Regions from separate parts of the Homo sapiens genome. Here region 1 is linked to region 2. A link is a loop called in an ENCODE intact Hi-C map of the cell type or tissue named here. Cell type or tissue: dorsolateral prefrontal cortex. All regions are shown on one strand.

Evidence for each region. Hi-C counts contacts between places; a loop is a spot of excess contacts. Peaks named below come from ENCODE experiments on the same cell type or tissue, not always from the same donor. Only the 100,000 strongest peaks of a DNase experiment are listed, where the experiment ranks them.
Region 1: a loop joins it to region 2, with 6 times the contacts of the local background. A loop is called at or near these places in 18 of 110 quality-filtered maps.

The regions. Positions count from the first base shown.
Region 1 is chr17:72,553,162-72,561,161 of GRCh38, forward strand. All of the region lies in intron 1 of LINC00673 (long intergenic non-protein coding RNA 673), which reads right to left. Among named protein-coding and RNA genes, the nearest start is that of LINC00673, 36 kb to the right of the region's middle. RefSeq lists an enhancer at 3,618-4,118. In dorsolateral prefrontal cortex, CTCF peaks have their summits at 3,951 (motif pointing right) and 7,242 (motif pointing right); DNase peaks (open chromatin) are centred at 3,980, 7,270 and 7,980; H3K4me3 peaks cover 646 bases; H3K27me3 peaks cover 1,951 bases.
Region 2 is chr17:73,366,325-73,374,324 of GRCh38, forward strand. It overlaps SDK2 (sidekick cell adhesion molecule 2), which reads right to left. Exons shown (of 45, transcript NM_001144952.2): 37 at 2,083-2,269. Among named protein-coding and RNA genes, the nearest start is that of CDC42EP4, 58 kb to the left of the region's middle. In dorsolateral prefrontal cortex, CTCF peaks have their summits at 3,761 (motif pointing left) and 3,965; DNase peaks (open chromatin) are centred at 278, 3,121 and 3,717; H3K4me3 peaks cover 347 bases; H3K27ac peaks cover 2,199 bases.

The DNA of each region.
Region 1 (8,000 bases), 810 kb before region 2:
AAAAAAATAAGAAAATGTGTTTCTTATAAGGAGTCAAACTCATTAAACCAGCAGATAAAGACAGAAAGTCCCGCCCCCAGACGCGTGGAACTGTGAGTCTTGGCAGGTCACGCTGACGCATGTGAAAAAGACACCTGTGGAGGCAGTAGCCTCTGTGCACACAACTCACAAATGTGGATACATGCACGCACACATGTGCACATGTACACACTCATACATCTAGTTACACATGTGCACACACCCCATGCACAGCCCACACACACCCATCCACACACTCATCCACGTGGGCGCACACACACTCACACATGTGCAGACACTCCATGCACACATCCCACACATGCACCTATCCACACACTCATACACCTGGGCACACATACGCTCACACATGTGCACGCACCCCATGCACACCCCCCACACACCCATCCACACACTCATCCACCTGGGCACACACACACTCACACGTGCAGACACTCCATGCACACATCCCACACATGCACCTATCCCACACATGCACCTATCCCACACATGCACCTATCCACACACTCATCCACCTGGGCACACACACTCACACATGTGCACACGCCCCACACGTGCACCCATCCACACACTCATACCTGGGCACACACGCACACACACGCGCGCATACACCCCATGGACACATCCCACACATTTATCCACACAGTCATACACCTGGGCACACATGCACACACATACGCACACATTTCATGTACACATTCCCATACACCCATCAACACATTCATACACCTGGGCACACATTCACACATGTGCACACATCCCACACGTGTACCTATCCACTCATACACCTGGGCACACACACACACACACGTGCACACACCCCATGCACACACCCCACACACACCCATCCACTCATATACCTGGTCACACATGCACACACACACACACCCATGCACACATCCCACACACACCCATCCACACATACACCTGGGCACACATACACACACACATATGCACACATTTCATTTACACATTCTATACGTGCACCCATCCACACGCTCATACACCTGGGCGCACACACACACGTGCACACACCCCATGCACATACCCCACACGTGCACCCATCTACATGCTCAAACACCTGGGCACACATGCACACACACACCTGCACACACCCCATGCACATACCCCACACGTGCACCCATCCACATGCTCAAACACCTGGGCACACATGCACACACACACACCCTCACACTCGCCCCAGATTCCAAGAGCAAACCAGGGCAGTGTGCAGTCAGCTCCATCCAGGAGGAAGACGCTGACACTCAGAGACTAGAGCCACCTCCTCTAATCTCGAATCCCACGCTCAGCAGGCAACAGCCCAGATCATCAAGTGACCCCCTGGATGCCTTGAAACCAGGACGCAGGTGCCTCAGCCAGAGGCTCCTGGCAGTACCCCCTTGAAGAAGGGCGGCTGGAAAGAGACATCAACATCTGATGGGTGCACCCCTCCTGTGCTCCTCCAGAGCCATCTGTCATCAGAGAGCCTGGGCATCTCCAATTCTGATGAGTCAGCACCTCCAAGACCAATTCCCAGACCCTAGAGAATGACAGTTACCAGAGTGAGGTCTCCGACCCTTCTGGAGCTCTCCCACCCCATCCTGTCACCCCTGCCTCTCAGCCTGACCGCCATGTAACCCTGGGGGTGCTGAGAAGACAGGAGAAGGGGAGGGGAAGGGATAAGGGTGGCCCTGCACGTCTGGGGTCATCAGTCCTCACAAGACACCACGATTACAGACACCACAGAAATCATTTGGGCTGAACCGTGTGAGATCCAGATGGTCCAGATCCAAACCCACCATGCCCTGGCCATGACCTTGGAGATGGTACTGAGCAGTTGAAGATATCAGTGGCTGTACTCACCTTACAGATCATTCTGACGGCTAAGTACTGATAAAGACCTCTGCCTGGGAGAATACACGCATGACCTCCACCTTGTCAAGGTGAGAATCAATACTTTACAGATGATGAAGCTGGGGGCGGGGCACTGATTCACCCAAAGGAACACTGAGGGTGGCAGCACCAGGATTTCCACGCCAGGTTGGAGGCCAAGCCCAGCTGCTTCTCGCAAAGGAGACAGTGACAAGTGCTCACAGGTATCACCGTGGCCGACCACAGACACAGCCCTGATGCAGCCTCACCACAAAACCTAGTTCTCACCATACCCAAGACCCCCAGTTAGCCCAAAACCAGGCGAGCAATTCAACATACTCATTGTTACAGGCTCCAAAAACGCAGAGCCAAAAGAAATGACAAAGGACTATTCACTCAACACCTCAAACTCAAACTAGGAAATATCTTTCCAAGCATGAAAAAAATTGTTCCAGGACCAAGACAAGGAAAATGCACTTTCATAGGTATCCATGAGCCCATACTGATATAAATGAGTGAGTGAATGAATAAATAAATAAACGAGGGAGATGGGACAAAATGTCCTGATAGAAGAACTCCAAATAGTGTATTTGGACACTTCCCCCTCCAGGAAATTGAGCTTATGTCCCCTCCTATTGATATAAAGGGGCTGGACTTGGTGACTCTCTTCTAATGAAGGGTACAGAAAGGGAAAAACAGCAAATGCACAGTGAAGAAAACTGGCGGACACCACCTTAGACCAGTGATCAAGGTCAAGATCACCAGTGATGAACGCTGTTGACGTCACGTACCCACTGATTTGATGCAATGAGAACACTTCACTGCTGTATTCTCCCTGAAACCCCAGTTTATTATGAGAAAACGTCAGACAAAACCAAATGGAAGAACATCCTTCAAAATACATGACTAGCATTCTCTAAAATTGTCAACGTCACTAAAAACAAGAAAAGACTGAGGGAAACATCACAGAGCAGAAAAGACTAAATACAATGTGGAATCCAGACTGGATCCTTGAACAGGAAAAGGATATTAGTGGAAAAACTAATCAACAGAGACCAACTCTATGGTTAATAGCATGCTTCCAATGTTAATTTCTTAGCATTGATAAACGCACTATGATGATGTTGACATGCTTGTTGTATGCATATAACATAGTATGAAGATGTTAATACCAAGAGAAACTGGGTGAGAGATATATCAGAACTCCTATTATTATTATTATTATTTTGAGACGGAGTCTTGCTCTGTCGCCCAGGCTGGAGTGCAGTGGCACGATCTCGGCTCACTGCAACCTCTGCCTCCCGGGTTCAAGCAATTCTCTGCCTCAGCCTCCTGAGTAGCCGGGATTACAGGCATCCACCACCACGCCCAGCTAATTTTTGTATTTTTAGTAGAGACAGGGGTTTCACCATGTTGGCCAGGCTGGTCTCGAACTCCTGACCTCGTGATCCACCCACCTCGGCCTCCCAAAGTGCTGGGATTACAGGCGTGAGCCACCGCGCCCAGCCCAGGAACTCATTTTCTGTAAATGTATTTTCTGTAAACTTTTCCGTAAATCCAAAAGTATTCCAGAAAGTGGATAATGTGTGGAAATCTTCAATAACGCAACCTGTGTCATACAATGGGATGATGTCACAAAGCTGTATACAGTTTACGGGCGATAGGCAGCTGCGTCCTGCCCCTAATTTTTAGAATTAGAGCAGCTACCCGGTGCCAGGTGCTTTACTGTCGCTAATTCACAAAACGCCATGAACAGGAGCCTCCCCGTGAATGGAAAACCAGCAATGAGAGCGCTTCAGTCGCTTGACAGTCACATTCATGTGTGCACCTGATCCGGCGCTGGCTCCAAAGCCCATGTTCTTTCCCACACGCCCCACTGTGCCCCTCCGAGACTGGAACCGTAGAGAGCGACCACCTCTTTCTATCAGGCCCCAGTGCCCTGCAAGACACAAGACCCTCCGGGAGGGGTCTCTGTCCATGGGTCCATGGTCCCAGATGCTGGAGTGAGAGCTTCATTTGAAAGCCGATACACGGAATAACCACGAGGTGGCGACAGACCCCAGCAATATCCAGGAGAGATGCCCGCGGGCCCAGAGGAGCTGCCTGAGCTCAGGTGCTGCTCTTCGCCTGACTTCCCTGCTGGGCACAGCTGGTTATAAGGAGTTAATGCCTTTGCCCTGGCCACGATTTTTGTGAGGACAGAAGCGAGCCACTTCCCTCAAGCACCGTTATAACTCTGGAGGTCTATCTGTTAGGAACAATGCAGATTGTGCCTTCGCCGGCCTTTGGCAGAAACCGGCAGAGCTCTTTACATAGGACCACACCCCCAGGCACGCACACAACACACACACACTCACACACCCACTCACACACACACCCACACATACCACACACACCCAGACACACACACACCACACACATTCTCACACACACACACCCCTCCCCAGAGACACACAACACACACTCAGACACACGCCCAAACACGCACACAACACAGACACACATAACGCAGACACACACAACATATACACACTCATACACCCAGACACACAGAGACGCACAAGACTCAGACGCGCACACACACACTCATACACACACAGGCAGAAACCCAGATATACACAATCATACACACACCCACACACTTATGCACACTCACACTCATATACACACCCAGGCACACACACTCATACACCAAGATACACACCCACACACTCATACACAGACATACAGACACACACACACCAGATATGCACACTCACACATACACTCAGACACACTCACATACACTCTCTCACACACATACTCCTGGGAGGGATCCTGACATTCACCTAGGGGAGTCAGGGGCTACAGGCCTTGACAAGCATGCTAACAATTTCCAGTGTGGGTAACAGACCTGGGTCCTGGTCTCCCACCTTTTAAACCTCAGATGCTCCAGCCTGTAATCCCTACTACCTGGGTTTGAATCCCAGCTCTGTTACTTACCATTTATGTGACCTTGGGCAGGTGGCTTAGCTGTGGTCCTCACTTTCCCCACCTAGGGCCTAGAGACAGGAGCAGGGCTAAGCCCACTGGATTTTTAAATGTATAGCTGAAAGTCACTTGAATCAGAGCCTCATCAATGTCTGGCACTTTTTGCTGTTGTTTCTACCCCTTGAGGGAGTGTATTTACCCTGCCCCCAGTCCTCTGTATTCAACAGAATACAATTCTTGTATATGAAGACAACACGGGCTTACCATGACAAGCCTAGAAGAGGTCCTAATGAACAGGTGCCCTGCTATCTACTCAGGCTACGAAAGAAAAGACTAGAGATTCCTCCAAACTACAGACTCGATTCATGGGAGATGCTCTCCACCTCTAACTGGTTTCCAAGAATCCACCATAGTGGGCCATCTTGTTACCTAGGGAGGACTTGAGGGCACCCAGACCTCAAAGGATCCGCTAGGAAAGTCATGTGGGCAAAGCTGCAATGTTTTCTCTCTCCGTTCCTGAGAGTTTGGTTTTTCCAATGGTCAAAGTGAATGTTCAGGATCTACTGCCTTAAAAACCTTCTCTAGGCTAAAATGTGACAGCCCTATAATGACAGAGGACTTGCACACTCCAGCAGAGCATGCTATTCCTGTAGGCCCTCAAGTGTTTATATGAGACAGACTCAAGTGTTTTCTGGAAACAGTCATGTTGTAGCATAGGAGGGTGATGGAGCCTCCCAGGAAAGGGTGGCACCCATGAGTCCCCGGATTTTCCCTAGAAGGTGCCAGCCTTTACGACCTGTACAGAAGAGCTGCCTTCCAGGGGGCTGGCAGAGCAGAACTCCCCACATTGTGCCAGCTCATCGTCACCAAAAGCTCCACTGCCAACACGCACTTCATGGAGGGAGAGAGAAAAACCAGGGTTCAATCCGTTCTTTCTAGACCAGGGCTCCAGAAAGCAGGGGTCCTAGAGCAGGAGTCCCAGGAGTCTAGAGCAAGGGTCCCCTGACCAGCAGCATCTGCATCAACAGGGAGCTTACAAGAAATGCAGGTTCTCAGGCCCTGCACCAGAGCAACTGAATCAGGAACATTGCGGGTGGGACCAGCCATCTGTGTCCTAAACAGCCCCCCACAGGGGCTCAGATGAGCTCCAGCTGAAAAACCACGGGCCTAGATGCTCTGAGGAGTACGGTTCATCAAACCCAGCAGCCACTGCACTGTTCTGGCCTTCCTCAGAGTGACCTTTACAGACCTGCTGTTTTTCGTTTTTTGTTTTTCTGAGACAGAGTTTCACTCTCGTTGCCCAGGCTGGAGTGCAATGACATGATCTCTCGGCTCACTGCAACCTCCACCTCCCGGGTCCAAGGGATTCTCCTCCCTCAGCCTCCCGAGTAGCTGGGATTACAGAGCCTGTCGCCACGCCCAGCTAATTTTTTGTATTTTTAGTAGAGACAGGGTTTCACCATGTTGGCCAGGCTGGTCTCGAACTCCTGACCTCAGGTGATCCTCCCACCTCAGCCTCCCAAAGTGCTGGGATTACAGGCGTGAGCCAGCGCACCCAGCCCAGACCTGCACTTTTGTATTTATGTCACAGGCCTCCTTAGTAGAAAGTGGCGGGGAAAGAACCTAGAAGATCCTTGAAGCTCAGAATTTCCTGTGGGAAGAGGATGCGTCCACCACAGAGCATTCCTGGGGAGCCCACGCATCTCTCTGCACAGTGGCAGCCCGTGGATAACTTCACCTAATAAGAATTGATAGAGCTGACCCAGAAAGTACTAGCCTACACCGGACCATAGCCCTGCCACCCCTAGCAATTATATAGGGATTAGAGCAGAATATTTTATCCCAGCTTTCCCCGTGGCTTTTATCTTATTTTTCCTTCCTTTATTTATTTTTATTTTTTTAGATACAGGGTCTTGTTCTGTCACCCAGGCCGGAGTGCAGTGGCGTGATCGCAGCTCACTGTAGCTTCAAACTCCCAGCTCAGTCTCTGAAGTAGCCGGGACCATCAAGCCGGCTAATTTGTTTTTTGAAAAGATAGGGCCTCACTATGCTGCCCAGGCTGGTCTCAAACTTGTGGGCTCAGGGGATCCTCCTACCTGGGCCTCCCAACGTGTTGGAATTACAGCCATGAGCCACCGCGCCCAGCCTTTATTTCCTTTACTTATGAAAATAACATTTTAAATTAAATGCCTTAAGTCCTTTTGGCGATAGACCAGGTATGTTCAATAGTCTGCCAAAGACATGTGAGTTTTCTAAAGCTATTTCCATCCATGTCGGATTGGGGTGAGAGAAGGGAGACCCAGTTAGGCTGCTGGTAAATGTGTACATGGCCTGCACCTGCAATAATATAACCTGAACACTAGAGGGCACCAGAGCCCAAGAGTCAGGCAGCCCCAGACTTGGCCCTGAGCAGGAAGCACCAGGCGCAATAAAAGCCCCCTCCAGACCCCATAACTATCCAGGCTGCAAGAGCTGCAAGATCCAGACCCTCCTCAGCCTCACACCTCCAAACACCCACCTGCCCGTGTTCACCTGTGGGGTGGTCAGTAAGCAAGTGCCCAGGGACACACGGAGCAGGGCTGCAACCCCAGGCCATCAGTCGGCCTGTGCTCTGAGCCCCCACTGCGTGCCAAGTGCTGCAGGGAGGGAACCATGATGGTGCCGTGCACGTGTGCAGAGCCTATCACTTACCAAACATGTTCGCCCACACACAGACACACAGACATGCACACGCCACCTCTTTATATCATCCCCAGCACCCAGTAAGGCCAGCTCCATCACCCCATCCTGCTGATGAGAAAAATGAGTCCCAAGAGTGCACGGTGACTTCTCAGGGTCAGACATCCTGGCTGGTTAACAGCCGCCCAGCTGGGGAGGTCCCACTCGGCCCAGGGTGGTTTTCCACTTTAGCGCAGCACCTCCCAAAAAGCAAACATGAACCTGTTCTCGGGAGTCCTGCCTGCGATAACCTGGAGCTGGGCTAAACCTGGAGTGAATGCTGTTAACCAAGCTCAGGGCGGGTTTCCAGGAGGCTGAGCTCGCACAGCCACAATGGCAAAGCCACCACTCAGAGAGCTGGAGCCCTTTAGTTTCCCGGCGCCTCCTGCCGGTTCTTCCCGTAA
Region 2 (8,000 bases):
CAAAAGAGTGGCCGGGACAGGAGGCGGACGGACAGACTTGTATATTCAGCAGCTCACGCTCATTCTGGCCACCGTCAGACCCTGGGGGTAGTGGAGGGAAAGGGTTCCCTGGAGCCAGGGCTTGTCCCCAGAGAGGGTCATAATGAGGAACTGATGCCACAGGTGTGCCCTCTGCAGCTCTTTAAAAGCCACATGTCACTGACAGCATAGGAAGCAGCAGGTTGAACAAGATGCTCAAGGGAGGCCGGGGCAAAAGGCCAGTATTCCAGTCCACGAGGACAGAACACTTGGTTCTCTCAGAAATCCTGGGTTCCAGCCTCTGCTGCCCCAGTGACCAGCTGGGCAACCCTGGACAAGTAGTATAACTTCCTGGGTGACCCCGGCTCATCGTGAGATGAGGGTGCTGCCTGCCCTGCCTGTCCACGGGGCTTCTGGGAGGGTTAAGTGTGACAGTGCCTGACTACCAGGCTCGCTCTGCACACAGGCAGCAGGATTCTCACCAGCGCCCTCTCCTCTGCACCCGCCACCCTTCAGCCTCCCGATCTCCCCTCCCTGCCTCTACTCTCTCCCCTCCACCAGGCCATCTTCTGCACAGCAGCCGGAGCACTTTTCTCTAAATGTAAACCAGACCCTGTTGCTCAACTGCTCAAGCCCTCCCATGGCTTCCCAGCATACTTTTTAAATTTTTTTATTTTTTAAGACAGATTATTGCTCTGTCACCCAGGCTGGAGTGCAGTGGTACAATCTCAGCTCACTGCAACCTCCACCTCCCAGGTTCAAGCGATTCTCCTGCCTCAGCCTCCTGAGTAGCTGGGATTGGAGAAGGGTGCACCACCATGCCCAGCTAATTTTTGTAGTTTTTTAAGTACAGATAGGGTTTCATCATGTTGGCCAGGCTGGTCTTGAACTCCTGACCTCAAATGATCCACCCACCTCGGCCTCCCAAAGTGCTGGGATTACAGGTGTGAGATACCATGTGTGGTCCATTGTACTTATAATTAATCCCAATCCCAATCCCCCAGCCTGAGCTCTCGCCCCATTTTCCTGCAAGCCACCTGGCTTTCTCTGCGTTCCCGGGTTCCTCTCCAGCCCCTAGGCCTTAGCACCTGCGGTTCCCTCTGCCTGGAGCCCCCAGCACCCTCTGCCACCTCCTGAGAGCATCTCATGGCTGGCCTCTTGTCTTTTTTTTTTTTGGGACAGAGTCTTACTCTGTCACCCAGGCTAGAGTGCAGCAGTAGCACAATCTCGGCTCACTGCAACCTCCACCTCCCGGGTTCAAGTGATTCTCCTGCCTCAGCCTCCCAAGTAGCTGGGATTACAGGCACGTACCACCATGCCTGGATAATTTTTTATATTTTTAGTAGAGACAGGGTGTCACCATGTTGGCCAGGCTGGTCTTAAACTCCTGACCTCAGGTGATCCACCTGCCTTGGCTTCCCAAAGTGCTGGGATTACAGGCGTGAGCCACCATGCCTGGCCCCTGCCGGCCTCTTCTCATTCAAATCTCACCTCCTCAGGGAGGGCTTTGTGGGTGAGCCTATCCAGAGCCATCCACCCACTCCTGCCTCACTCTTAGGTCACCTGTGCTGACCCCCGTCTGCATTTACTTCATCAACTTGCTTATGATCTGTCCCCCGCACTAGGGTGGGGACCTTGCTGGTCTCACTGTTGTGTCCCTAGCATCTAGCATGGCACGGGCTCATAAGACACTCAGTATTTGTGGAATGAACAAAGCCAGAGAGACAGAGGGAAGGCAGGTGGGAAGAAGGCAGGGAGCAGAAGTAGGCTGGCTGGGAGGGGCTGGGGGTGCTGACTGTCCGTCTGCAAGGCGGGGCAAACGGTGGGGAGGACAGGGATGAGGTGTGGGGGTTTCTCAAGGCTTTATGGGGACAGCTTCTCTTTTCTGAGAATGGGCTCTCCCACTTGGGAGGGTGTCTCTGGGGACCTGGGTACCACGACCAGATCCTCAGGCGGATAAGGCAGCTGCCCCCATGCCTGCCAAGAGCCCGGATGCCAGGTAGGTCCTCTTGCAACCCCCCGTGGCCGACCTACCCCTCCCCTCCTCAGGGCCCCCTCTCCCACCTGCTTGCTGGGTCTGGCCTTGGGTGGGGGTGCTCCGAGGCCCATCCCCAGCGGCGTTGAAGGCGGCCACGCTGACCATGTAGGCCGTGTAGCCAGTCAAGTTCTTGAGCTTCACGCTGTTCTCAGCCAGGAAAAGCGTCTTCACTCGCTCTGTGAGGTTCCCCCGCTGGGCTTCCCAGAAATAAATCTGTGGGAACAGAAGGATGTGGGAGTGAGGGGGACAGGGGCAATGAGAGTCCCTCCTGTCCCTGCTGACCTGTAGTCTCAGAGACACCTTCATTGCTGTGAGTCACCTGGGAAACAGCGGAGAAGTCTTTAAGAGGCCGGGTGCGGTGGCTCACACCTGTAATCCCAGCACTTTGGGAGGCAGAGGTGGGTGGATCACTTGAGGCCAGGAGTTCAAGACTAGCCTGGCCAACATGGTGAATCCCCGTTTCTACTGGAAATACAAAAAAATCAGCCGGGCATGGTGGCAAGTGCCTGTAGTCCCAGCTACTCTGGAGGCTGAGGCAGGAAAATCACTTGAACCTGGGAGGTGGAGGTTGCAGTGAGCTGAGATCACGCCACTGTACTCCAGCCTGGGTGACAGAGCAAGACTCCATCTCAAAAAAAAAAAAAAAGAATTTAAGAACTGTTTTAGAAACCTTTCTGGAACCTTCCTTTTCACAGCCAAGACCCTGGTCTCTGCCAGACAGTAAACTCCAGGGCATGGCCCCCAAGTGTCTGTGTTTCCCGCCATGCCTGGAGGATTTACCATAGCGCTGGCACATCAGCACTTAGTACAGTTCCTGGAGGAATAAAGCAAATCCGTCCTACGGGAGGCTGAGCTGGGGAGATAAGGCAGTGTGGAGTCTATCCAGACAGAGTGTGGTGCAAGTGCTGGTGGCCTCATGTCACCTGGGAGCTGGTGAGGGATGCAGAGTCTCAGGGCCACCCCGGGCCCGCTGCACCAGCAGCTGCTGGTTAACAGGAACAAGGCCCGCTGCAGAGGAAGGCCTCGGCCAAGACGGCGGGCAGCGGGAGGCTGAATCCCAGCTGCACCGCATACAGCAGCGGGACCTGGCCAGCTGACTTCCCAGAGCTGCAGTTTTGTCGTACATTCAGTGAGGTTAAGGACACGTACTTCCTGGGGTCCGTGTGAGGGGTGCAGGTTCTAAGGGTTTCACCCAGGTACTTGGCCAGTTTCCTAAGGAACCCCGTGGCTGCAGAAGGCTTTAGGCCAGGAACACAACAGATGCTCCCTGGTGTTTTCTCTTCCTTTCTGTTTTTTGAGATGGAGTCTCGCACTGTCACACAGGCTGGAGTGCTGTGGTGCGATCTTGCTCCGCCTCACGGGTTCACGCCATTCTCCTGCCTCAGCCTCCCGAGTAGCTGGGACACAGGCACCCGCCACCACGCCCGGCTAATTTTTGGATTTTTAGTAGAGACGGGATTTCACCGTGTTAGCCAGGATGGTCTAGATCTCCTGACCTTGTGATCCGCCCGCCTCGGCCTCCCAAAGTGCTGGGGTTACAGGCGCGAACCACCAAGCCCAGCCATTGTTTTCAATCATTTCCTCTGTAGCACAGGTTAACACTTCTGCTAGTTCCAGGACTGAGGCCATCCAGATAGCGGCCAGCTGGGCCCAGCCACGTGCAAAATTGGAGGTCATTTGGCGCCCCCTGCTGGCCAATGAGGTTTCTGCATGTCACCGGCTTTTCAATTTCTCATTTCCCTGGAGGAAGCCCATAAAGTGAGAAAGAGCTAATAAAAGTGTCCCCACTGGCATGTATGGGTGGCAGTTAGGACATCTTGTTACCATGAAATCCTTGCTTTTCTCCAATCCCTCTCCCCCTTTATTATTATTTTTTTATTTGAGACAGGCCTCACTCTGTTGCCCAGGCTGGAGTGCAGTGGCACGATCACAGCTCACTGCAGCCTCAACCACCTGGGCTCAAGCCATCCTCCCACCTCAGCCTCCTGAGTGGCCAGGACTACAGGTGTGCACCACCACACCCAGCTAAGTTTTTAATTTTTTGTAGAGACGGGGTCTTGCCATGTTTCCCAGGCTGGTCTTGAACTCCTGGGCTCAAGCGATCCAACCACCTTGGCTTCCCAAAGTGCTGAGATTACAGGTGTGAGCCACTGTGCCCGGCCCTCTCTCCCATTTTATTTTATTTTATTTTATTTCAAGACAGGGTCTCATTTTGTCACGCAGACTGGGGTGCAGTGGCATGATCTTGGCTCACTGTAACCTTGACCTCCAGGTTCAAGCAATCCTCCCGCCTCAGCCCCCCAGGTAGCTCTGACTACATGAGTGCTACCACACCTGGCTATTTCTTTCGTAGAGATGGGGATTTCTTTTGTAGTGATTTCTTTTTTAGAAAGGGGGAGAGGGCCGGGTGCAGCGGCTCACACCTGTAATCCTAGCACTTGGGAAGCTGAGAGAGGGGAATCGCCTGTGCCCATGAGTTCAAGACCAGCCTGGGCAACATGGCAAGACCCCTGTCTCTACTAAAAACACAAAAATTAGCCAGGAGTGGTGGTGTGCACCTGCAGTTCCAGCTACTTGGGAGGCTGAGGCAGGAGGATGGCTGGAACCCGGGAGGTGAAGGTTGCAGTGAGCTGAGATCACACCACTGCACTCCAGCCTGGGCAACAGAACAAGACTCCATCTCTAAAATAACATAAAAATAACGAAAAGCAGATTCTTCTCATATGGATAGATGAATGAAAGCAGAGGCAGTCATGTATGAAATCATTCATTCACTCATGCATTCATACTAATGGGGGTACAACAGTTAACAAAGTTCCTGTTGGATTTGGAAAGGTCATGGCTGATGCTAAAAGTTTGCCATTATTAGCACACAGGTGGTCTTCCGTGAGTGCACACTGGGAGAATGAATGGATTCTCTTAGGTAGAGAAGAGGGCTGTGGATTGATCCCTGGGGGCCTCCAGCATTCAGTGGTTGGTGGGGAGGAAGAGCTAGCGAGGGAAGCTGAGGAAAGCAAGCATTTTGAGAGGAAGGAGAGATCCATGTGTCAAACACAGCTGCTGAGTCAGGCAGGATAAGCCTGTGGTTTGACTCGATATGAGCAACATGGGAATTATTAACAACTTTGGCAGGAAGAGCTTCGGTGGGGTGGCGGGGATGAGAACCTATTTGGAGCGAGTTCAAGGGAGAAAGAGAGCAGAGGAATCGGAGGGAGTGAGTACAGAAGATTCTTTTGAGGAATTCTGCTGTAAAGGGGCCAAAGAAATGGGTGACAACTGGAAGAAAATGTGAGGTCAGGCCAGGTGCGGTGGCTCACACCTGTAATCCCAGCACTTTGGAAGGCTGAGGCAGGTGGATCACCTGAGGTCAGGAGTTTGAGACCAGCCTGGCCAACATGGCGAAACTCTATCTCTACTAAAAATACAAAAATTAGCCGGGCATGGTGGCGGATGCCTGTAATCCCAGCTACTCAGGAGGCTGAGGCAGGAGAATCACTTGAACCCGAGAGGTGGAGGCTGCAGTGAGCTGAGATAGCACCACTGCACTCCAGCCTGGGCAACGGAGCGAGAGTCCGTTAAAAAAAAAAAAAAGTGAGGTCAGGAAAAGGCATAAAAAGAGGAAACATATCTCAGAATGCTTTTCTGCCCTGCCCGTGGGAGCTATCCACTGGGGAGGTGGAGGAGAGGAAGGGCCAATGGCTGCAGTCATGCTCTTGGGTGAGGAGTGGGTCGGGGCCTAGAACCCAGGGACAGCTGTCTTCACAAACCAGGCACTCCGGCAGGTGCATCTTGTTTGTGAGCGCTGCATTCTGCGGACCTTTGTTAGCTGATGATTCACAGTGAGAGGGACTGACACGCGTGCAAAGGACATAAAGGGACTGAGCCCAGATCCTGGTTCCCATGGGGCACACTGCTGAGCTGCATGGGGCACATTGATGGGTAACCAGGAGTCTGCCAGAATGCAGGCTCCAGCGGGCAGGCATCTCGGTCCATGTGGCCCCCTTGGGACCCAAACACCTAGAATCATGGCTGGCACATCCATGGTCCTCAATCAATATCTGCTGGATGAATAAATGCCTTATGTGGACAGGGGCAAGCATGGGAGTGCACCATTATAATCACGAACCTGCCATTTACTATGCCCAATTCTCTGCCCTTTCATTTCTTTTTTCAGCTTTATTGAGGTATAATTGACAATCTAAGATCTATATATAGCCGGGCATGGTGGTGGGTGCCTGTAATCCCAGCTACTCGGGAGGCTGAGACAGGACAATCCCTTGAACCTAGGAGGCAGAGGTTGCAGTGAGTGGAGATCACACCACTGCACTCCAGCCTGGGTGACAGAGTGAGACTCTGTCTCGAAAAAAACAAACAAACAAAAAAATCAAAAAACAAAAAAACCCCAAAAAACTGTATGTGTTTAAGGTATACAACATGGTGTTCTGATATACACATGCATTATGAAATGATTACCACAATCAAGCTAATTAACATGTTCATCATCTTTTTGTGGTGAGAACCTTCTGAGCAAATTTCAAGTGTACAATACGGTATCATTAACTATCATCACCATGTTGTACATTAGATCTAGATCGTATTCAGCCTGCTTCACCGAAACGCTGTATCCTGGGACCTTCTCCCTATTTCCCTCACTCCCTCAGCCTCTGGCAACCGCTGTTCTACTCTCTGTTCCTATGAGTTTGATTATTTTAGATTCCACATATACGCGAGGTCATGCAGTATTTGTCTTTCTGTGCTTGGTACATTTCATTTGGCATAATATCCTGCAGGTTCATCCGTGTTGTTGCAAACAGCAGGATTTCCTTCAAGGCTGGATGGTATTCCACTGTGTATAAACCACATTTTCTTCATTCATTCATCCATTCACAGACACTCAGGCTATTTCCACATCTTGGCTACTGTGAATGATGCTGAAATTAACATGGGCCTGCAGATAGCTCTTCAAGAGCCTCATTTCAATTCCTTTGGATAAATACCCAGTAGTGGGATTGCTGGATCATTGGAGTTCTATTTTTAATTTTCTGCGGAACTTCCATACCGTTATCCATAATGGCTGTACTGATATACGTTCCCACCAACAGCGTGCAAAGGTTCCCTTTTCCCCATACGCTTACCACCACTTATCTCTAGACTTTTTGATAACAGCCATCCTTGCAGGTGTGATGGGATATCTCACTGTGGTTTTGATTTGCATTTCCCTGATGCTGAGCGATGTTGAACACCTTCTTAGATACCTGTTGACCATTTATATATCTTCTTTTTTCTTTTTTTTTGAGTTGGAGTCTTGCTCTGTCACCCAGGCTAGACTGCAGTGGCATGATATGGGTTCACTGCAACCTCCACCTCCTGGGTTCAAGCGATTCTCCTGCCTCAGCCAGGTGCCTGCCGCCATGGCCAGCTAATTTTTGTATTTTTAGTAGAGACGGGGTTTCACCATGTTGGCCAGGCTGGTCTCGAACTACTGACCTCAGGTGATCTGCCTACCTTGGCTTCCCAAAGTGCTGGGATTACAGGCATGAGCCACCGTGCCCAGCCTATGTATCTTCTTTTGAGAAATGTCCATTTGGGTCCTTTGCCCCATTTTCTTTCACTTTTGTTGTATGAGTTCCTTACATATTTTGGCTACTAACCCCTGGTCATATGTATGGTTTGCAAATATTTCTCCCATTCCAGAGGTTCTCCCTCCTTCTGGAAGCATGTTCTTCCCATGAGCTCTGAGACATCACTCAGTTTTTGGTTTCAGGGCTCAATTTGTAGACTTCTTTTGTTCTTTATCTTTCCTTGTCTAATCTCTAGCTTTCAGTACCATCTATATGCCGAGGACTCTATAATTCACATCTCTGGTTTGATCCTTCTCTCTTGAACTCCAGACATGCATCTCTGACTCTGTTCTGTCTCCCCTCGAATGTCCAACAGACGTCTC